Linked DNA regions of Mus musculus: region 1 is linked to region 2. The links are chromatin loops, found by intact Hi-C in ENCODE. Cell type or tissue: left cerebral cortex. All regions are shown on one strand. Each heading gives the region's core, and the rest is flanking DNA. Links, peaks and the distances in the headings are about the cores only. Region 1 holds the start of Lgals3 (lectin, galactose binding, soluble 3). Region 2 holds the start of Dlgap5 (DLG associated protein 5).

Region 1 (11,611 bases), core at 2,528-10,527, 49 kb after region 2:
AAAGCTGTCTCAGGACTGGTTTGCAGACATACCCTGTTTCCCTCCGGCGTTTGCTCCTGTGCCACACCTACAAAACCACAAGATGCTTGGAACTGCCCCACTTTTCAACAGATCCCTCAGAGTGCAGCAGAGAGCAGCTTTGGTTTGGAAACTTTTCTTTCTTAGGTTTCTGGGGATTAAATTAACAGCATCGGCATATTTGGCAAACGGTCTAGCACTAGGTAATTCAAGCAGCCATGGGAGGGTAGCTTTGGACGGGGGGGGGGGGGGGGGAGTGGGGGATGGCCGGTCGAGGTGGGGGTTGGATCAGAGCTCAGAATGACTACATCATTTTGCTACTGTGAGAATTACCTGGATCTGGAAGTAATCAGACTCTTCTGACTTCGTCTGCCCACCGGTGATGTTTTACTCAATTTCCCCAAGAACTAACATGATTAGGTGAGCGTAGTGTGGCGTGCCTGTGAGCTCAGCATGCTGTAGCGTGAGAACTCCCATGAGGTTGAGGTCAGCCTGAACCACACCAAAGCTCCGGGGTCTCAATCTAGCCTTGAGCACTTACAGCAGCCCCCCTTCCTCAGCCTCCCAGTGGCCGGGATCAAAGGCAAGAGCCACAGTTCCTGGCTTCAGAATTTCCTTAAGAAGATCAAACCTAGGCTGGGCAAAATGGCACCCAGCACTCAGAAGGCAGAGGCAGGCAGATCTCTGTTAGTTTGAGGCCAGCTCTGATCTATAGAGCAGGTTCCAGACCAGCCAGCGATATGTAGTGAGATCCTGTTAAGAAATAGGTTTGAGGTTCAGAGTGGGCAGAGAACTTAGCACTTCTGAGAAACCTTTTCGCACCCCTTCAGCAATATCTCTGGCTTCAAGCCATTAGATGCCAGTGGCACACTACCCTATAACTTACGACAACCCCAAATGTTTTCAAACATGGGCAAATTGCTAAGGCCAAAACCACATATAGTTGAAAACTACCAATCCAGGCTGTTAATATCTATCCCTAGATAAATGCACATACAAGGGGCCACAAAACCAACAAAGAGTTTCAGTCCTTCAAAGTAGCAAAGTTTACAAGGAAGGATGCTCACCGCCTGCCACCTCAGGTCTAGGGAGACTGAGGCAAGAGGAGCAGAAATGTGGAGCCTGTCTGAGCTGCACGGGCAGACTCTTTCAAAAACAAGAGCAATCTGTTGCTGGGAGTGGTGCTGCACACCTCTAATCCTAGCACTCAAAAGGCTGAGGCAGGAGGATTGAGTTTACCATTAACCTATGCTACATAGCAAGACTGTCTCCAAAAACTAACCAACGAACGCTGCTCCCTAAAGACATCCCTTTCCCTCCTAAGTATGCTACAGTTTTAAAAGACTGGCCCATTTTCCAATGTGACCCAATGAAACCCTAGAGGCAGCAGACTTCACTGTGACGCACGTGGGCCTTGGATGACACTTTGGACAGCTATGTGACACATTCCACAGGATGTCGCGATAGTGACACCCTCCTAGCACTTGTAGAGTGATTTCCAGTTCCCAAAGAACTTCCACGGAGCTGTTTTTGATTTTGTTAGCAATCTGGTGACACTGGCTGGAGAAAACATCCCACTGTGAAGTGAGGGATCTGAGAGCTGATTCGGTGGCCAGAAGCCATCTCACTGGCATCTTGGGGACAAGGTTCCAAAGTTTCCTGACTCCTAATTCAGGTTTGTCCTATACTAGTTTAAAAGTGTACGTTTTTGATGTTTTAAAATAGACTCCTTTGAAATTTTTAGTTACTTCCCTGAAAAATTCTCTGGCTTGTTCATCCAGAACTACATAGCATGCTGAAATAGTAAACAGATTTAAAAATAAAATAGAGCTTTGGCCAGAACACTAACTCGGTGAATCATTCAACACACAGGCTGCTGAGTACAGAATGCTTTTGTGCACAGTCACATTGTTAAGAAAAACCACATTTTAACCAATAAATTGTGGTTTTCCAAAAAAAAGTATTCATTGTTTTTAGCTGTTGTTTTTTTATTGTATTTACTTATTAAACATAGATTTTTTTTTAATTGAGGTGTGTGTACTGTGAATGTTTATGTGTCTATTGCAGTGAAGATTTAGTCTTTGGCTATTGAGAGAGCTAGGCAAATAGGCATCTGAATCATAAATAAGACTCACCTAGGACACTTGAGCTCACTGGCAGGAAGTAAGAAGTTCGCTTATATATTTTAAGACAGGTCTTATTCTTTGGCCCAGTTTGGCTTAGAATTCTAAATGTAGCCTATGCTGGCCTTGTACCTGAGGTACTCTGGGTTCTGCCTCCTGAATGTTGGAATGACAGGCACTTACGCCCACACCCACCTAAGGAACAGTTCTTTGGAAAGCATCTGAGCATATTCAGGATGCAGAGGCAGGAGGGTGTCATAGACCCAGGCCTGCCTGATGTATGGAGTTCCAGCCAGGGCTGCCTGTGAGACCCCATCTCGAAAAATGATGAACAAATGCTTTTGATCCAGTGAACTATCTCATTGATTGAGAACCCTTGAATAGACTCATTCTACGGAAAAATGATCAATTTTTCCAGTCAACCCTCAAGCAATTCTCTACCTCTTCTGCTTTGTGTACAATTTAGTGAGCCATCCATTAAATACTTCTTAGCTTAAGCCTGAAAGACCTCATCCATGTCCTCCCCAGAAGATGGAGTAAGTGCAGATTTTAAACCAAACTCCTAAACATTCTGAATTTAGGAGGCTAGTCTCCATCACAGATAACTATGACTATCTCAGGGGAAAAGGCTAGGGTAAAGATGGCTGGTCCACATCTGTAATCCCAGTCCTCGGGAAACCATGGGAGAAAGAGTAGCATAGGTTCAAGGCCAGCCTGAACTCTGTACTGAGTATGAGGCCAACCAAGGTTATATTGTAAGACCCTATCTCAAGAAACAAGCAAAACAAAGCAAAAATGATCAGTGACCAAGAAGGAGACAATTACTAGGTGTGGTTGTACTGGCCTGGAAAATCACAAGTTCTAAACCAGCCCTGTCTGAACAAAAAAACTAGCATTCTTTCAGATGGGCACTGCCTCCCCCCCCCACCACCACCAAAGACTGTTGTTGCAGACAAGCAAGGCTTTTGTTATTAAACTTCAAGTTTTATGGAAACAGTTGGGGGTGGTAGTTTACACTGTTAGCCCCTGCACTTGGGAGACTGAGACAGGATTGAATATTGAAAGCCAGCCTGGGCTACATAGTAAGTTCCAGTCCTGCCTAGGCTGCAGTGGCAGCCTGTCTCCCTGGGATGGTTTGTATATGCTCGGCCAGGGAGTGGCACTAACTGAAGGTGTGGCCCTGTTGGAGTAGGTGTGTCACTGTGGGTGTGGGCTTTAAGACCCTCATCCTAGCTGCCTGGAAGCCAGTCTTCCACTAGCAGCCTTCAGATGAAGATGTAGAACTCTCAGCTCCTCCTGCACCATGCCTGCCTGGACGCTGCTATGCTCTTGCCTTGAGGATTATTGACTGAAGCTCTGAACCTGTGAGCCACCCCCACCACAATTAAATGTTGACCTTTATAAGAGCTGCCTTGGTCATGGTGTCTGTTCACAGCAATAAAACCCTAACTAAGATACTTCCCCTGCCCCCAAAGGTAAATAAATAAAAATACGGAACTATAAACTTGAAGCAAACATCTTGGAATTTCAGAAAGTGATAGTTTTTACACACTGGTTTCTGTTCTTTTCCTCAGAATTAGCCGGGTCACTAAGTCCAAATGTTCTCATTATCCAGAAACCCTACTCCCCGGGGGTCGCTTTATAAATATTCCAATTTCTTCAAATAGGAATCACTTGCTTCCCTGCTAGGGTTAGCCGGAATCCTAAGCCTCAGTCTCAACTCCCCCTCCCCACCCATTCCCGTCCCATCCTCGATTCCCTGCAATAGTGCTTGAGTAACATAATTCAGCATAAATGCAACCTTTGAAAGCCTCTCGCTAAGGGTCTGCACTCTGAGACCAACACGGCCACACCCAAGACTTCCTCCACCCAGATCTAGAGGTTATTGCACAAATAACCACACTGGTCACGAATGAGTCACTTGGCTTACAAAAAAATGTTAGAGGTTACAGTAGTTCTTCATCCCGACACATGCGCACTAGGGCTTGGGCAGCACTGTCCTGTGCGGTCAAGCACGCAGCGGGTGGCTATAGCCCCTACCTCCGCTGAACCTGGTGGAACTCACTGGCACCACACAGCAAGATCTCTAGTGGAAGGCTTCCACGTGCACCAAAGGAGCCTGCTGGAATTCCTCCAGGAGTCAGGAATCCTGGGCGATGTCTTTTGAGTCTCCAAACTCCCACCCCCACCCCCAACGTGCCAGAAGAGGCACCTGATCCCTATGGCCAAGCTAGGGGCCAGCTACAAGGTGGATCTCCGTAGGTTGTGGCTCACTCTAACGCAGGGCTTCGAAGGAGTGCCCAGGGCCCGCTGGCATCCCGCCATCCCAAAGAGACTTAGTATGTAGGTCGTGAATAACTTTCTCCGAGAGTTACCCGCAGGAGAGCCAAGGCGGTAGACCAGCGCCTGGGACCCTGAAGGTCACCTCCGTCCATCTCCCGGGAGCCCAGCCCTTTCTTGGTGCACTGAGCAGCACCGGTCCCCGCGCCCCGCGCCGCTCACCTGGGTAGTGCTCTCTGTGCCGCTCACCTGATTAGTGCTCCACCCGCCGCTCCGCTAGCTGTCAGAGCTGGGCGGTGGCTCGGCCGCTTCTAGTACTCTTTTCCCCGGGCCCGCCCTCCCAGGGCGGGGCAGCATCCCTCGCCCTGCAGGCGCCTGGCTGGACCGCGCCCCACGGACCACGGAGCTTCCCCACAGTGGACTGGGACACGCCCGCCAGCCTGTGCCCCTCACCTGTGCCCCGCAGTGGGCCCTAGCCGACCGCACCCAGACTCTCAGACTCACCCAATTCCCTTGTCTGAAGCTGCCTGTCAGGGTCTCATCCTGCCCCTAATTCCTTCACCTGAAGCCTTCCGCAGAAATGGCAGTGACTTTGAGTGTGAGGGAAGGGAGGAGCAGGTGTCCCTGACAAATCTGAGATGTAAGAGGTGCCCCTGTTTGCATTCACTCCTGCTCTGGATTTTGCTGGGCTGGGTAAACCCAATGTGGTACATAGTAGGTTCTCGGTAGGTATTTGTTGGTTGATTGATTGATGAGTGAATGAATGAATGTGGACGAATGAATTAATGAATGAAGTAGTATGAATGTGTGAATTGATTCCTAGGAAGATGTTTTCTCAAAGATTGGAGGAGAGTTACAGCACGGGCAAGGGGCAGTTAAATCAAGAGGACAGGGTGTAGCTCTGTCTATATGAAAATAGTTACAAGGAACAGCCGCTTTTGCAAGAGGCTGATAACCAGTTTGGAACCATTTATATAGATTAAAAACTTGAGTGATGTGGTTAAGGATATTCAAGATAATTTTTCCCCAGCTTCAGATACATCAGCTAATATCTACCAAACACTTATGCACCCCACTCTATGCCTAGGGCTTTACATACATTTATGGAGTTGGCATTATTTTAATCCTATTAGGTCCAAAGCAGCCCCCCAGAATGCCAGTGCTGGTCCTAAACAGAGGGACTCTGGCTGCACAAACAGAAGCTTATAGGTGGTTTCTGTTGACCAGGGATCTCCCTTAGTCTGCCCCCAATGTCAACTACCTCAGGCAAGGGCACCTGCTTCCCGGTCAATCCCAACAGCCTGTAACAGCTCAAAGCCCCCCATTCTGCTGACTTCTCCCCACACCCGGGGCAGGGGAATGTTTATTGCCTTGGTGGTTTGAGCCCCAATAAACTTATCTTTCTACTCATTCAGTGATGTCGCTGTGCCCTTGCTTACAAATCCCATTTTAGACATGAGAAAATATGGGTATAGAGAGTCAAGCATAATCCCGTAAGGGTGCTTGCTACAAAGCCCGACGCCTAACTTTGATCCCTGTAACTCAAGAGGAAAGAAGAGAACCAACTCTTGAATGTTGTCATTTAAGCCACATACACATGCTCACATGCATATGTGCAAATATAAATGCATTTTAAAATATTAAAACATCGCTTCTCGGCCTTTTGGCTAAGATCAAGTGTAAAATATTAAAACATGTAAATAAAATTTTAGAAATAAATATATGTATTTTTTTAAAAAATCACTGTAGGTAGTAGGTGTGGTGGCTCATGTCTTTAATCTCTTGGGATCTGCATGCTCTTGGGATGCAAAAACAGGCAGATCCCTTCAAGTTTAAGGCCAGCCTGGTCTGTATGGCGATTTGAGGCCACCAGGGATGTACAGTCAGGCCTTGTTTCAAAAACAAAAATGAAAAACCCCAAACAATCACTGTGACCATTGGCTTATGTAAGCCACGGAGCACTCCAGCTGTCACTTGTCACCTGGCTCTCCAGATTTCCTGTAGTCTCTAAAGTAATCAATTATTAGTGTGTTAATAAAGAGTCCCGGCCAGTTTTGCACAACCAGAGGGAAATGTGCACGCAAACTCTCATTCCAGGGGCACTCAGGAGGCCTGCTCTAGTCTCTAGGATAGACTTACAAGCTCGGCAGAGCCTGTGGCTGGTGATGCACTCATTGCTGCCCCTCCAAGCTTACACACACGGAAGTCACTGTGTGGCTGGAGAAGAATTCGCAGGCCATGAACTCTCCTCTACACAGGTAGCCTGGCAACAAGCTTGTTTGAATGAGTCATCTGTAGATGATTAGCATGTGGGCATGAAATAGGATGGGCAGAGAGGAATGCCTTTAGTCTCTTAGGAAAACACTTAAAGTCTTAAGACCGTGAGTCATGAGGACGCTCTTTTACAGTTACCTAGAAGTGGACAGCTGAAATGGTTGCCATGGAGATATGGGATGAGTCACATTCTTGCCCTGTGCATAATCTTTGGTCATTTTTAGGGATCGATAATGGTTGTGTCTTTGTTACATAGAAGACTTACTTATGCTGAACTGAATCATGAGGTCGAACTTAGGTCTTCACTGCCCATCGGAGAGAACACTTCTATGCCAATTTCCTGCCAAGTAAAGCTAGTGAAAGGGTATTGGTATATCAAGGAGTGTCTGGAGTTTACAACCTGTATAGGAGCAGTAAATGACTCTTTAGAACCCAGCCCAAAGCCTCTATAAACTCTTTCAAAATAAGTGTACAAGACAGTCTCATAGAATGTCTATATACCAATGACTGTGCTGTTTGAAATAAGGGGCAAGCCTGACCTTGACGGTCAGCAACTGGCCACCTGGTTTCTTCTGATACAGAGATGTTAGGACTCTGACTTAATAAACAACTGAGCAGACAGTCAGGCAAAGGCCCCCCCAGAGCAGCCTCACACTTGACAGAAGCTGGTGGAAGGTATCTGAAGGAAGGAACTTCAGGTAGAGAAAGCCAGGAGAGAGGGAAAAAAATACTAAAGCAGAGAAAGGAAACCTGAGGGGGGAGGGGGCAAATTAATTAGTCACCTTTTAAGTAGGAAAATTAAAATTGGAGCAGAAGGCTAGAAGTGGAATAGGGAGATAATGAACATAGAGCATCCTGTTGAGGGACAGCTTAAAGATGGCTTAGCAGGAAGGTGTCTCCCACCAAGCTTGATGGCCTGAGTTCAAGCCCTGGGGCCACGCAGCAGGAAGAGAAAACCAGCTCCTGCAAGCTGTCCCCTAACCTCCATTCATGCGCCAAGGCAGGCACATGGCTTCCCACGCACCAATAACTGAATGTAATAAAAATTAAAGCATGAAGAAATATGAGGTACAGCCAGAAGGAGAAATTTCCCAGAAACTAGCTAAGCTGTGCCAAATAAGGAGAGATGCCCCACAAAACTTGAAGCCCTAGGGAAATATAAACAGAACCACATTGACAGGGACTCTCATAGAGAGCAGATAGAATGACCTGGAAAGAGGAAAGGAAGAGATCTTCCTGCTTGTCACATTTGATCTACAGAGAGTTTCCCTGTTCTGCCTGTGTCCACATCCTGTCAACACATCCAGGTGACAACTGAGAATCAGAGCTGACCTGGGGACATTCGGTGCACGTAATGCACATAGCGGGCTTCTGAGTTGGGAGCCTGGAACCTTTGGGACAGAAGGCGAGCCTTCGTGTCATGGGGACACAATTTGTGCCTTGAAGACAGAACATTTTCCAATGTTCTGGAGCCAAGGTACTGCGTTCATCTGCTGCTAACATCTCAGCTATCTGAAGCTGGTCCTACATTTCCGGTGTGCTTAGTAGGTACCCAACGTATGCCTCGGCCATTTTACCAGCCCATTCTTTGTAACTCAGTCAGTAGACAAGCTTGTCAAAACCTGGCTGACACATAAAATGGGGTCAGTGGTAACATACCAATTGCTGGGTAACACAGTCTCCCTGCCCAGGCTGCAGCCCAAGCCCCATCAAGAATGAATGCACTGCTAGCTCCAACCAGCTAGTGTAGAGAGAAGCCAACAGAATGAGGGAATCCCAGGTGCCCCTCTCCCTGCCTGCCTGCCTTGGCTCTAGTCACCTCTGTCCTTTTTCTGCCACAAGCCTAACCCAAGCTGACCTTTAGTACCAGCTACCACAAAACCCACACACCTACAACAGCGCCTCCTGAGAGCTCGGGGCCTTGGCACGCACATCAGCTCAACACACCTGCCCCTATGGCTGCCCTGACAGAGCCCATTCCAGGGCTGAGCATCTGACACGTCAGCTGCACCTGTGAGTAGACAGAGAGTAAGGCAAAGGAAGGGAATGAAAGGGTTTGCTGTGGCTGCTGTGGTAGAGCACTGTAGCCTGGGTGCTTCAATGACAGACACTCACTCGATTGCAAATGTGTAGGCCATAAGTTCAAAAACAGAGTTATTTTCTTCTTCTTCTCTTCCTCCTCCTATTATTATTATTAATTATTATTATTCCCCCTCTTTTTTGAGCAGGGTCTCTCTATGTATCCCTGGCTGGCTTAGAACTTCCTATGTAGACCAGACTGGCCAAAACCTCATGTTCCTCCTCCTCCCTCTCCTTCTTCCTCCCCCTCCCCCTCCTCCCCCTCCCCCTCCCCCTCCTCCCCCTCCCTCTCCTCCTCCTCTCCCCCCTCCTCCCCCCCTTCTCCTTCTCTACCTCCTCCTCTTATTCTTCCTTCTCCTTTTAGAGACAGGGTCTCTGTATGTATCCCTGGCTGGCCTAGAACTTCTTATGTAGACCAGACCGGCCATAAATTCATAGAGACCCATCTGCCTCTGCCTCTGCCTCTCAAGTGCTGGGACCAAAGGTGTACACCACCATGACTGCCTCCTCCTCCTCCTCCTCTTCTTTCTCTCCTCGTCCCTCTCTCTCTCTCTCTCTCTCTCTCTCTCTCTCTCTCTCTCTCTCTCTCTCTCTCTCTTCCTTTCTTGCCTTTTTATGGGATATCCTTTCTTATTCTTTGACAGTCTCAGATATGTGAGAGTTAGTTTCTTCTTTGGTCTCTCTCCTTGGCTTGGAAATGACCGAGTTCTGTCCATATTCCGCATATGGTTTTTCCTCTATAGATCTCCATGTCCCAGTCCTCTCTTCATGGAAGACCAACAGTCACAATACCGGATCAGGGCTCACCCCAGTGATCCCATGTGTACTTCTCAGTTCCTTAAAGGCCCCCACTTCCAAATACAGTCACATCGAAAGGTACCGAGAATTAGGTCTTCAACATGAATGAAGGAGGGCACAGCTCAGCCTATCAAATAGGACTGAGGAGTCAATTGTCCTGTTAGCTAAAGTGGTTGCTGGCACTTTAGTGGATGATAGCTGGGCGAGACCTATGTACTGAGAAGGGCACCTGGGAAGACTGGAGGAAGCAGGCAGCAAGGACACTTAGTTGAACAGAGAGACAGGACAGACAGCACACATTGGGTGGCTTCTCATCTCACTCTGAATGACCTTCCTGCCACATTTGAAGGGGTGGCCCCGGCCCTGTTGGAGCTTCTTGACCTACTATAGTTGGTAGCATCAGAGACAAACTTACTTCACAGGCACCAGTTTGGGTTTTCCCACTGGAGTGTGAGTCTGGGCCCTGAGAAACACCAGGCAGGTGTTATGGAGGCCATCCCTGTGCAGTGTTAGCTTCTAGATGTGAAGGGTGGAGAGACATGGTCTGAGGTAAAGAGGTTTGGAGCATAGGGGGTGGCAGGAAGAAGCGGTGACTAGATGGAAGTACAATGACTCAAACATATGACCAAAAAAAAAAAAAAAAAACTCATGAAACGCAGACCTTGGGGGCCAAGAGCCTCACCTGTGGGAAGAGAGAACCGGCTCCCACAGCTTGTCCTCTGACCTCCACTTCCAGGCAGTGACGCGTGTGCACAGGCTCATGCGTCGACCAGATGCTCAGTCACACACACAATAATAAATACATCTAGAAATAAGTAAGTAAATAAATGGTTTAAAAATTCCTTTGTACTGTAACTTAAGTTTTTGATTTAAAAAATAAAACAAAGACAAGGAAGCTTGATGAAACTTGGGAGGCTGAGGCAGGAGCATTGTGAGTTTGATCTAAGCCTGGGCTACCTAGCAAGAGCCTCTTGAAGAAAAATAAGAAGAAAGGAAAAGAAGAGGAGAGAAGGGAAAGGGGAGAGGGAGGAGGCTTTGACGGAGAAAGGAATGATACTTGGGTGGGTTCTAAATATTTAAATACCCAATCTCATGTCTGCATTTAGACTGTGCACCCCACTCTTGGCCACCCTGCCCGGGACCCTTTTTAAGCCTCTTTTTTCTAAAGCTTAGACTGGCTAAAGCTGGTTTCTCTCACCTGCTACAAAGGCATTCTAACTAGGGCAGCGCGCAGGCTCCCCTAACCCTGCTGGCTGTGCAGAGCTGAGTGTGTTGGATCAGGCATGAGCCAGAAAGCACTGGTTTCCATGCGCGTTACCATGGCTACGTAACTCCAGGATTTTCCGCATGAAGCCCAAACCAGCCACCCAACTTCTCTGAGGAATGTCTTTCTGGGAACTTGCCGTTAGGGTGGCCCTTCAAGGTAGCCCCAGAGCTAGGGCCTAAGCTTGCACAGACCCTCCACTACCTTCCCTGACCGGTTCTTATCAGTTCTCCCTGTCACACTGTTACAGACTTCAGGACTCTTGTCACTTCCTGTCAGCACACTCAGTCCTTTTCTCTACTCCCGAGTCAGGCTCTTCTCCCCCAGGAAGGCATAGGCTTGCTTAATAAGTTGTTCCTCCAAAGCTAAGAAAAGAAAAAAGAAAATAAATAAATAAATAAATAAATAAATAAATAAATAAATAAATAAATAAGAGTCAAAACGAGAGCTGGGAATAGTGTCTGGTGCCTGTAATCCCACCATATGGGAGCCTGTAGCAGGAGGATTGGTGTGAGTTTGAGGCTGATGAGTTTGCAGAGTGAACTCCAGGCCAGACTGTCTCAAATAAACGAAACAGTAACAACAGCCCTCTCTGGGAGAGAGCATTGTATAGAGCCAACGGAGAAGGGCAGCTGGTGGGACATGTGGGGCAGCTGGTGGGACGTGCCAGGCAACTGGTGGGTGGGTACATGGAACGCTACTGATAAGAATCACTCCCCTGACATAAAAGTGCTCACACTGCAAACAGAACTATGGGGCTTGCCAGGGCTGCGGC
Region 2 (11,611 bases), core at 2,473-10,472:
TGAACTCAGATTCCCATACCTCTGCCTCCTAAGTGCAAGGATTATAGTGACGTAATACCACTGGCCTGCTCAGTCTTGCTTTTCTTTTTTTTTAAATGAGTCAGCAGGGCTGGAGAGATAACTGAGTGCTTAAAGGTGAAGGCCCTAAACCCAGCACATCCGTCTAATCCCTGCAAAAGAAGAAAACCCATGCCTGCAGGTTGTCCTGTGCTCTGACCTCCATTCTTACTGTGATGTCCAGACACGGTCTCTCTGTCTCTGTCTCTGTCACACACACACACACACACACACACACACACACACACACACACACACGATAAAATTAAGCACAACATAAAGAAATATATATATACAGGTCATCTGAAATGACAGGGTTCTTTTCTTTTTTCTTTTCTTCTCTTCTCTTCTCTTCTCTTCTCTTCTCTTCTCTTCTCTTCTCTTCTCTTCTCTTTTCTTTTCTTTTCTTTTCCGAGACAGGGTTTCTCTGTATAGCCCTGGCTGTCTTGGAACTCACTTTGTAGACCAGGCTGGCCTCGAATTCAGAGATCTGGCTCCTGGGACCATCTCTTTCTTTTCCTCTCTTGTGAGTGCCCCTAGATAAGAAATGAACCATAGACACTCTGAGAGTTCCTCCATCTTTCAGGGACTGGTCAAGGCACACAGTTATCAAAGCATCAGAGAGTAGGGGGACCCTTCCACCATGAGTAATTATTACAGTCAGGTATCTAAGAGCCCCCATGGATGATGGAAGGTTTCCCCTCCTTCAGGCCTCTGCAGCCCAGTGGCATGAATCTTAGCTGATGTCAGAACTCGAGCAAAGGTCCCACCTTCCCCAGACATTTGCCACCTCTAGCTCTGCTGAAGCTGGCCCTTGTCTCAGGCTGCCAACAGAGAGGACTGTCTGAGTATGCACACCCCACTGAGAATGCTTACCACTGCCCCAACCCTTACTCAGTCTCTGCGGAGACACCTCCTACAGTCTCCTGCCTGTGTTTCCATGGGAATACCCTCAAACCCTGAACTTCCCACTGAGCAAGGTGTACCGCAAATGAAATCTTATCTGATAATCATACTTTCATCCTTATATTATACCTCCGTGAGGTGAGAAAACCTGAAGCTTGTTATTTTCTTGAATGGAAAAATAGTAAAGGGAAATTTAAGTCAAATTAAAATAAGTACGAACTACTACCATAAAATATTATTCAGACTCATGGTGCTGTAACTAAGGTGGGTAATCCTCATTATAAGCCAGACTACATTAAACAGGCCTGGGTGGTTTACCCAGGAGTCAGGAGGCCAAGGGAAGAAGGGTGCCAAAGAACTCGGAGCCAGCCTGGGCTACACAATGAGTTCCAGATCAGCCCGAGCTACAGAGTCAAAGAGAGAGACCTTATCCAAAAAAAAAGAAAAGAAAAGAAAAGAAAAGGAAAAAGAAAAAAAAAGAAAAGAAAGGAAGGAAAAGAGAGGGAGAGAGCGAGGGAAAAAGGAAGGAAAGGAAGAAAAAGACAAAGAAAAGAAGAAAGGGAGTGGGGAGGGAGGAAGGGGAGAACAGAAAGAAGAAATAATTTGTAGGGCAGCAAAATGTCTCTGTGGGCAAAGGTGCCTGCTACCAAGCCCAGTGACCTGAATTCAGTCCCCAGAACTCTATGACAGAAGGTGAGAACCAATTCCTGGAGGTTGTTCTCTGACCTTCTTATGTGTGCAGCAGCACAACTATGCGAACACACTCATAAAAAATAAATATATAAACACCATTGAAAAGAGAGAAAAGAAGACAAGACAGAAGGCCTGCATGTGAGGAGAACACCCTAAGGTATGGTCCCAGGAGTTTCCATAGACAATTAGATCTGAGGATTCTGGTCTCATTGATGGATTAATTCTAAGCTCTTGAGGGATTCATGATATAAAGGCACTATTGGGACATAATGGAAGAAGACGGTCTTGGGCCTACTTGGAAGAAGGTTAGTGTGTCATGGAGGCTGGATCTTGCCCCAGCCTCATTTTTTTTTTTTTTCAAGACAGGGTTTCTCTGTATAGTCCTGGCTGTCCTGGAACTCACTTTGTAGACCAGGCTGGCCTCAAACTCAGAAATCTGCCTGCCTCTGCCTCCCAAGTGCTGGGATTAAAGGCATGTGCCACCACTGCCCGGCCACCCCAGCCTCATTTTATGTTACCAATTTCTCTCTGCTTCCTAGCTCATGTGAGGTGAAGAGCTGGCTTCACCAGACATTCCAGACATATTCCCCTAAACACACACACTTGTGACAGGACACATTGCTGCTCCCAGGGTGTGCTGCCCAAGCACACGGGGCCAAGTGGCAATGGACTGTGACACTGCAGACTGTGAACCAGAACGGATCTCTCCTCTCTTTAGATGTTCTCGGTGGTTTTAGTCCTAGCAATGCAAATGATAGCTAAGAAAAATGGAGAGTGGATAGAAAGAAAAGTGTAGCACTTCTTTTTATCGTAGCTAATCTATACTAAACTCTGTAAGCCAAGATTTAGACACTTAAGCACGCTGTTTATGATAGCTATTCTTGGCTGTCAACTTGACTACATCTGGTGTTAACTAAAATCCAAAGGCTGGGCACACCTGTGAGGGGTTTTTCTTTTTCTTAATTAAATCATTTGAAGTGGGAATCCAGATCTTTTGAGGTGAGAAGATCCACCTTTAATCTGGATCACGGCTTTGCTGGCAGCCTATATCAGGAACACGGAAGAAGAAAGCTTGTGTTCTTTGCCTGCTTGCTTCACTCTAACTAGCAAGTCCATTCTTTCACTGGCATTAGAGCTTACTTCTTCAGGATTCTGCCATACATTGAAGACCAGCTGAGACACTCAGCTTCATAGACTCAACAAGGATTCTTGGCCCTTCCATTTGTAGACAACCATTGTTGGACTAACTGGAACACAGCCTATAAGCCATTTGAAAAAAAATACCCTTTATAAGTTCATTCTATAATTTCTGTTCCTCATAAGAACCCTAATATATTATTTAAATGAAGCAACCATTAGAATATCTTAAAATTTAAATACCAGTATAAAAACACAAAGGAGGTACACTATAGTACATAGCCTTAGCATTCAGAAGACAGAGAGGAGGCTCATGAACTCCAGGGTAGCTTGGGGTTAAATAGTGAAACTCTGCTTCATAAGTGAATAGGGGAAGAAAGAGAGAAAGAAAGAAAGAAAGAAAGAAAGAGAAAGAACAAAAGAGAGAAAGAAGAGAAAGAGAGCAAGCATGCATTTAGAGGTGGAGGAATATAGATTGTAATAAAACCTTAAGTGTTCAAGGAGAAAAATCAATTGATTCTATGTATATCTGATAAAACTTGAAGACCAGGAATATATTAACTTAAAGCAGAAACTATCACCAAAGTTACTTATGGAAATGAATTACAGACTGGGAGAAACAATCAGGCAAAGTAGGAAGATTTAATTTTTCCATATTAGGCTTGTTTTATTCTAATTTTTATATTATATGAATGTAACACTTTACTAACAAAATTAGATTAATTAAAAATAAATAAGGCTATTTTTAACACACAGATTCATTAATATTCATAAGATATAGTTAATGAAGAACTCATTAAAATATACCCAGGGGCACTAAGCTTTCACTTTTAAAATTCACTTCTAGGACTGGAGAGATGGCTCAGCGGTTAAGAGCACTGACTGCTCTTCCAAAGGTCCTGAGTTCAAATCCCAGCAACCACATGGTGGCTCACAACCATCTGTAACGAAATCTGACTCCCTCTTCTGGAGTGTCTGAAGACAGCAGCAGTGTACTTAATATAATAAATAAATAAATATTTTTTAAAATTTTAATTAAAAATTCACTTCTAAATCTTTCTGTATCATAAACAACTAAAAATATGTAAGCAACAACAACAAAACCCAAAAAACAAAAAACAAAAACCAGAAACAACAACAACAAAACAACCCTGGGCTCAGTGAGATTGCACAGTGGCTAGAGGCACCTGATGCCAAGCCCAGGGGCCACAGTTCAATCCTTGGACAGCACAGCGTGAAGGAAAACTCACACCTGGAAGCTGTCCTCCACCTTCCACGTGTACACCATGGCACGTTTGCAACCAAACACAGAAAGAATGAGCAAGCAAATATACACAAACAGAAAAACTCCTTGCTGTTTAAAACAATTTCGTCATATATATATAACTTGTTAATAACAAAAAATTAATAAAAAAGGAAAGTATTTAGTCAAAAATCAATCCCGTTATTTGAGCCATTTTTATTACTTTTTTTTTTTACATTTTTTTTTTATTACATTTGTAACAGACCCCTAGATCTTTAGAGTCTCCCAGGCCTTAGCACAACTGACTCCATGATGGAAGTACCATTCAGGCTGTAAAACTAGGAAAATAGATAGCACCACCAGCCAAAGGAAAACAAAGACTTAATCCCTTAATCCATCAAAGTTCATAGTTCTGGGAAAGTTGCTAAATGTACTAACCTTGATTTTTGGCTTCTGTAGCTCTGTTTCTGACTAACTGTTCGTGGCAACTGAAGGAAGTCAACCTAGGATCTGTGTTTTGTCCTTAAAAACTCAACCTGAGAAAGGGTCGGTGCTACACTGGGATTAAAGACTTTTTATTGGCTTAAACCATGTCTGAATAGTCTTCTATGGTGGATACCCGACAACACATTTTTAAGAATTTCCCATCTGTGTATGTGTGTGTGTGCCTATGTGGTGTGGAAATATGGGTGTGTGCATGCCGTGGTATACACATGGAAGTCAGAACACTGTAAGGGGCATGGGGGTGTCTGTGCTCACAGACATGCACTAACCTGGAATGTTAGGCACGCTTGGCTGTTCTGTCTTCTTTCTGCCCAGAAGGCTGGAGTGGGTGTACTTTCTAGCCTGCTGACTGTTGGGCAGTGTGTGTGGCTGAAGACTTCTTGGATGGGACCCTCCTCCGGACCCATTGTCATAAACTTGTTTCTCAGTCAATCTGTCTGTACGGAAGGTGTCACATACACTTATAAAGCACTTGGATGCAGCCACGTCTGATCTGTATTCAGCTTGTTTTCTTTCTCAGAGAGATTAGGTGTGCTTTGCTGTGCACATGGGACTGAGCTGACTTCCTAAGAAGTTTTACCAGACTGTGCTGCGTTTAAAGACGCCCTGAAATAAACAACTCTTGAAGTTTAACCAACACCGGCTACCGAGTGGTTTTGACTTGAATGTCATTTTTGCCTCCTGAAGCTTCACCTACTTCTCTTCTGCCCAGGCCAGGCTGTAGGCATCTTTATTAACCAATCAGGGATAGCTTGGGGGTGGGGGCAAGGTTTACACAACAAAAGCTGGCGTAGGTAGGTGGGAATTAGCTCATCTTGGGGTAATCAGACCTTGGGATACAGTACACAGCAGCACCAGACCAACCCCAACAACGTCTGCCTGGCTGGTTCAACTTAGCTGTTCTGGCTCAAACTCCTCTCCAAGCTGACTGATTCAAACTGGCTTCTCTCTTGGCCTCTGACAGTGCCAAGCCTCAGCTGTTCTCCATGACCCCCTTCATGCCTTTAAAATCAATCTCCTTGGGTGACTTACACACTACCAAGTCTGCCGCCATTGCCATGGCTACCTCTAGAACACAGGTTCTCTGTGCTCTCAGAAAACACTTCCCAGACGTCACCTCAGTGATGCTGGCCTCCTCTTAATCACCGCTAATTTCTTAGCTCCAGCTCACCAGCATCAATTGTCCCAGTAACCCCTTCTATTCTTGACTCTAGAGCCAGAGGTGATGTGTTTATAAAAAGATGAAAAGGGGGTGGGGGGGGTGTTCAAGGGAGGTGTGATGAGGTATGGGGGAAGGGGATGTCTCAGCAGGTCCATGCCAAGGCATCCCTTCCCCCTGAGGGACCAGCCACACGATGGTATAGTATAGAATAGAGTTTATTCAGGGCATGGGGAGGGGAGTCAAGAGGGTAATAGAGGCAGAGAAAGGGGAGGGAGGGAGGGAGGGAGGGAGGGAGGGAGGGAGGGAGGGAGAGAGAGAGAGAGAGAGAGAGAGAGAGAGAGAGAGAGAGAGAGAGAAGAGGCCAGCCATGAGCACGTGGAGAGAGGGGGGGAAGGGAAGTAAGGGAAGAGCAAGAGAGAAACAAGACACCAAGAGAGCAAAGAGGGGGCAGGCAGCCCCTTTTATAGTGAGTCAGACATACCTGGCTGTTGCCAGGTAACTGTGGGGCGGGGCTTAGACAGACTGCTAACAAGAGCCACATGGCCAAAGCTGCCAAGTTCTGCTAGCTGGGGCTATAAAATTGCCCCCTTGTTCTATTACATTTTTCTCAAAGATTGAATGCCTCTCTCCTCTCCTGGGATAAAAAGTGTGTCTGTATTCCAATTGGATCACACAGATCTACAAGATCTTTGGATATAATTCTTTGCCAGAGCAGCCATTTTGCTGGACTAAAGTTCCTCTATACAAATATGCTCATTTAGTCATGCAAACATCCCTATGATTCCATGCTAATACAGAGGCTAAGCAGACATCTCATCAAGCTGAGAACTTGGGCAGGACATGCTGCAGGCTCCCACTGGGGAATCTGCTCTGGGAAGGATGCTCTGGGAGCTTTGCTGGCTCTGCCGTGTCAGCCATGAAGTCTTTCCAGGCTGGGAGGAAGGCACTAATGGCGGACCAGAAGGTCAATGAGAGCATAGGCCAGCGGCAAGCATTTGCAGGAGAGCAACCAGGGACTGTATCAGGAGTGGAAGTCTGGAGGTCGCCAAAACCCAAGCCACACATGAGCCAATCTCAAGTCCTCTCGCCCATGGGTATCAATGTAGATGCTGGAAAAGCCACAAGATCCTAGAGACCATTTCTTTTTTTCTTTTTTCTTTTTAAAAGATTTATTTATTATCTGTAAGTACACTGTAGCTGTCTTCAGACACACCAGAAGAGGGCATCCGATCACATTGCAGATGGTTGTGAGCCACCTTGTGGTTGCTGGGATTTGAACTCAGGACCTGGTGGTTTACTAATGTATCAATGCCATCTTGGGGTTGGATCATTACATATTGAGGTCTGCCTTGGGCTTGGCTCCTACCTGACCTGCCATGTGGCTGGTGATAAATTATTTCTCTGACAGTGAAGTGAGCAGATTCACACCAGATTAGGTTATATTAAATGCAGGTTTATTGGTAAGCTGCTCTCAGACGAGTTCACTGGCCTCAAGGACCAGGGAAATCACTCTGAGGAGAGAGAAGGAAGTAGGGGGTGAGAAAGGGTGTGCACAGGCAGAGAGAGGAGAAGAAGAGAGGGAAGGGAGAGGGAGACACAATCTCTGGATTATATAGGGAGGAGCCTCTGGGGGAAAGGCAGCCCAGCCTCTGGGCTGGAATGGTCAGGGTGGGGGGCAGGGTATGCCAGGTAGGGAACTGAGGGATGCTGGGGGAACCCGGAGGCCAGGTCCACCTGACAAGTAAAATATGCACCTCAGCCCCTTGTCCTGGGGTCTGAAACCACACCTCTGGGTCTACTGACACATGGAGCTTGGTCCTGAGGAGGAGCTCAGATCAGAGCTTCCTCTGCCAAGTTCCTATCTTACAGGTATTATATTCCAAGTCACACAGATGGATTTTAAGTTACACAAAATGTTTCCACTTGCGTTCCTAACAGTTTTGTTTTGATTGAGATAGGATCTCACTGTCCCGAACTCTCTGTCTAGCAGGCTGGCGTAGACCACAAACTCCAGACTGATGGGATTAAATTCATATACAGTATAGTCTCCGCATTTTCCTTTTTTTAAGCTTACTTATTGAATGTTTTAAGGTTTATTTTGGTTTTTCGGAGTAACTGCCGAGATGGCCGAAGTGGAGCAGCAGAAGAAGTGGACCTTCTGCAAGTTCACCTACGGTGGCGGTGGCGTGGACCTCGATATGACCTATGAGCAGCTGATGCAGTTGTACAGCACCCGCCAGAGGCGGCGCCTGAACCTTGGCCTGCGGCGGAAGCAGAACTAACTGCTCAAGCCCTTGAGAAAGGCCAAGAAGGAGGCGCCACCTATGGAGAAGCCCGAGGTGGTGAAGACAAACCTGAGGGGACATGATCATCCTGCCCAAAATGGTGGGCAGCATGGTGGGCGTGTACAATGGCAAGACCTTCAACTAGGTGGAGCTCAAACCAGAGATGATAGGCCACTACCTGGGCGAGTTCTCCATCACCTACAAACCTGTGAAGCACGGCCGCCGCCCGGGATCGGTGCCACCCACTCCTCCCGATTCACTCCCCTCAAGTAGCCGAGGCCAATAGAGACTCAGTTTTGGGTCCCTGGGTGGTGGTGGTGGGTTAAGATTTATTTTGTTTTCTGCCTATGAGTGTTTTGCCCACAGAGGTCAGAATGTGATGGATCTTTTAGAACTGGAGTTACAGAGAGTTGTGAGCCACCACGTGGGTGCCTGGGTTTTCTGCCAGGGCAAGAAAGTGCTCTCAACTGCCAAGCAACTCTCCAGCCCCCAGTCTCAGCTATTTTAAAACAACAGTGAAACCCAAACAGGAACCACATTGTCACACACTGTTACTACGTCTTAAGGTGTCTTTTAACACCTTACAAGAACAGGTTTGTTTCCTGCAAACCATGTTTTTCAACCTATGCTGAACTTGTGACCCCATGATGTACGCCCACCCCTTTGCCTTGTTAAGTTCCTGAACACCTGTGATGACTCCCCTTCCACATGCTGTGTTCTTGCATTTATCTACCCCATAGGTAGCCTTGAACCCCGAGTGGCTCACTCTCCCGCTGGCCCAGATGCTAAAGGCACTAAGAGTCAGTTATCTCCAACGGCTCTTTTTTTTTTTTTTTTTTTTTTTTTTTTAGCAACCCTGACCCATTCCCATAAAAAGAACCTCAAAAGCCAGTGAGGGGCTGCTCTCTGAAATCTCCACTTTGGGAGACCGCAGCTGGCTGGCCAGTTTGCTTTAATCAGATATAGCTTGCTTTAATCAGCCACTCGCGAAATTGGTGTTTCTTTCCCCCATCAGATCTAACATAACCATGAATATTATGTCAGTTACCTATCTTCATCTTTCTCTTTGTATGTCCCAGAGGTCTCAGTGCTGCTATAGAGCTGCAGGCAGCTGGTCCTCTTTCCCAAGATGTTGGCAGGGAAAAAGCAAAAGCCAAACTTACAAACTCTTTCCTAATTTATCTTCCCGGTGTCTACTGGATACCGATCAGTCTACAAACACATGGTCAGCACAGCTGTCCTGGCCCAGGCGTTTTTGTTTTCTTGATATCTCATGGGATGTGTGCCTTCGTTTATGTGTCTGTTAGAAATCTCAGTTGATTTCTAAGGCAGACGTTAATTTTGCCTTAGAAAAGAAGGAGAAATGGAATAAATGATCTCGTTTAACTTAAAACCTTTGCCTTTTTTTAGCGTGGATGCTCAGCCCGTAATCCCAGCAGCACTCAGTGACAGGCAGGAGCATCTCGGTGAGTTCGAGGCCAGCCTTGTCTACATAGTGAGTTCCCAGACATAGTGAGACCTTGTCTTAAAAACCAAAACAAACAAACAAACAAACAAACACGTTTAAAAGGAAAGAAGAAAACCGGCCTGAAGAGCCAACAAGTGCGGCCCGCCCCACTGAGTTTATAGTGTGTCGCTGCCACGCCTAGCGGGTTTACCGCCTCCCTCCTCCCCCTCGCCCTCCCGCTCCCAACCCTTTGCCTTCCAAACAATTTAAATGTCGCACAGAACCAACCTATCGCAAGCCTCGTTCGAGGGGAAGGGGCGGGAGCTTCCGGAAGTGTTGGCAAAAGTCCCTCCAATCAGCGGCTGGCAGCGGGAAATTTCAGTTCCGTGAAGGGTCGGTCCGGGAGTTCCTTCTGCGGATCGGTGGAGTTTTCTGTGTTGCGACATTGTTGTGGATCCAGAAACTGCTTCAGGTAAGTGGGATCAAGAGTTCAAGGTCCTCCGTGGCTGCATACCAGCTCGAGAATGGCCTGGGACGAGACTGTCCCGAAAAAATTTAAAAATGGCCTAGGTGAGATGGCTCAACAGTTAGGAAGGAGCACTTGTTTGCAGAGTTAGCTTCCCAGCATCCCACGTAGGGCAGGTCACAAACTCCTTGTAGCTCCAGCGTCAAGAGGTCCGACACCCTCTACTGGACACCAGTATGCATCCACCCCAACACAGAAATAGACATACACATAAACAACAAGAAAAAAAACCTTTGGAAAAAATTGGCATGAAAAATGTAGATTATCCTAAAGCATTGACAGCGTATTAGAGATGAGACTCTACCCGACCTGTATGCTAGTAACCTCCCAAAATAGCCCACAAGTGTCAGTGGATTCTGCTTTTCCTGAAGACGCTGTCATTTCTCTCTAACCTGCTGTAAGTATTAGACGGAGAATCTTAAGATGAGTGCACAGGCAGGGGAGCTGACCTGAGAGGTCCACTTGACCATCACCATGACACAAGCCATTAGAGAAGAAGGACCTCAGTTGAGGAAATGACGACATGAGGTCCAGCTGTAAGGCATTTTCTCAGTTAATGATTAATGGGGAAGGGCCCAGCATCTTGTGGGTGGCAGCCATCCCTGGGCTGCAATCCTTGGTTCTGTAAGAAAGTGAAGCAAGCCAGTAAGAAGGGTCACTCTGTGGCCTCAGCACCAGCTCCTGCCTCCAGGTTCCAGCCTTGCTTGAGTTCCAGTCCTGACTTCCTTTGATGATGAATAGCAAAGTGGAAGTGTGAGCTGAATAAGCCCTTTCCTCCCCAACTTGCTTTTAGGTCATGGTGTTTTGTTGCAGCAATTGACACCCTGTCTAAGACAACCGTGTTAACAAGTTTTGCTTAAACTCTTTCTCTAGTAGTTGTGTTTGACACTTTCTCTCTTTTCCTTTTTTTCTTTTGGTGGGGAGAGGATTAAAACAAGGTTTCACATAGCTCCCACCAGCCTCCTTTGGAGCTGAGACCGACTGACCATGAGCAGGCCCTCTTGTTTTGGTTTTCCGACTGTGGTTGCACAGTATTTATCAGGCCAGCTTTAGCCAGGTGTTAAAGTCACAGGAGTGTGTTCATCACAGTAGGGTGATGCTGCGATGAAGGGTCTAGGTGGGTTTCAGACCTTACTTACTTCCTACTCATAACCCCCAAATAGGCCGTGGTATCTCATCTGTGATGACTTTTCTACTTTCATATCTACTCATATTTTTTCCATTGTGAGTTTTAATATTTTCATTTCAAGGAAGTGCAGAGTGGTGTAGGAGATAGATTGAAGTCTTGATCATTTTTATTAGTTTACTAATTTATCTCTTTGAGAGAATGTTTTACTCTTTAGCCCAGGCTATGCAAAGCTCACATGATTTGCTCGCTTGAGCCTTCTGCCTGCCACAGCCTGACCTGAGATTTTATTTTACTTTTTTTAAATAATAAAATGAAAATCCATTTATGTTGGTGTCTGTTTCTCCTCTTTGGCAGGATGCTGGTGTCACGTTTTGCCAGTCGGTTTCGGAAAGACTCGAGCACTGAGATGGTTAGAACCAACTTGGCTCATAGAAAGTCTCTGTCTCAGAAGGAGAACAGACACAGGGTGTATGAGCGAAACAGACACTTCGGTTTGAAGGACGTCAACATTCCACTGGAAGG

What was found. Hi-C counts contacts between places; a loop is a spot of excess contacts. Peaks named below come from ENCODE experiments on the same cell type or tissue, not always from the same donor. Only the 100,000 strongest peaks of a DNase experiment are listed, where the experiment ranks them.
Region 1: a loop joins it to region 2, with 4 times the contacts of the local background. A loop is called at or near these places in 1 of 42 quality-filtered maps.

The regions. Positions count from the first base shown.
Region 1 is chr14:47,367,012-47,378,622 of GRCm38, reverse strand. It overlaps Lgals3 (lectin, galactose binding, soluble 3), which reads right to left and starts at 4,763. Exons shown (of 6, transcript NM_010705.3): 1 at 4,671-4,763. It also overlaps the pseudogene Gm52166. In left cerebral cortex, for the core only: no CTCF peak of the experiment used is centred there; DNase peaks (open chromatin) are centred at 4,591 and 6,892; H3K4me3 peaks cover 507 bases.
Region 2 is chr14:47,416,404-47,428,014 of GRCm38, reverse strand. Dlgap5 (DLG associated protein 5) reads left to right here and starts at 9,608. Exons shown (of 19, transcript NM_144553.2): 1 at 9,608-9,906; 2 at 11,444-11,611. The coding sequence starts at 11,445. It also overlaps the pseudogene Gm8353. In left cerebral cortex, for the core only: CTCF peaks have their summits at 9,620, 9,901 and 10,115 (motif pointing left); a DNase peak (open chromatin) is centred at 9,734; H3K4me3 peaks cover 948 bases.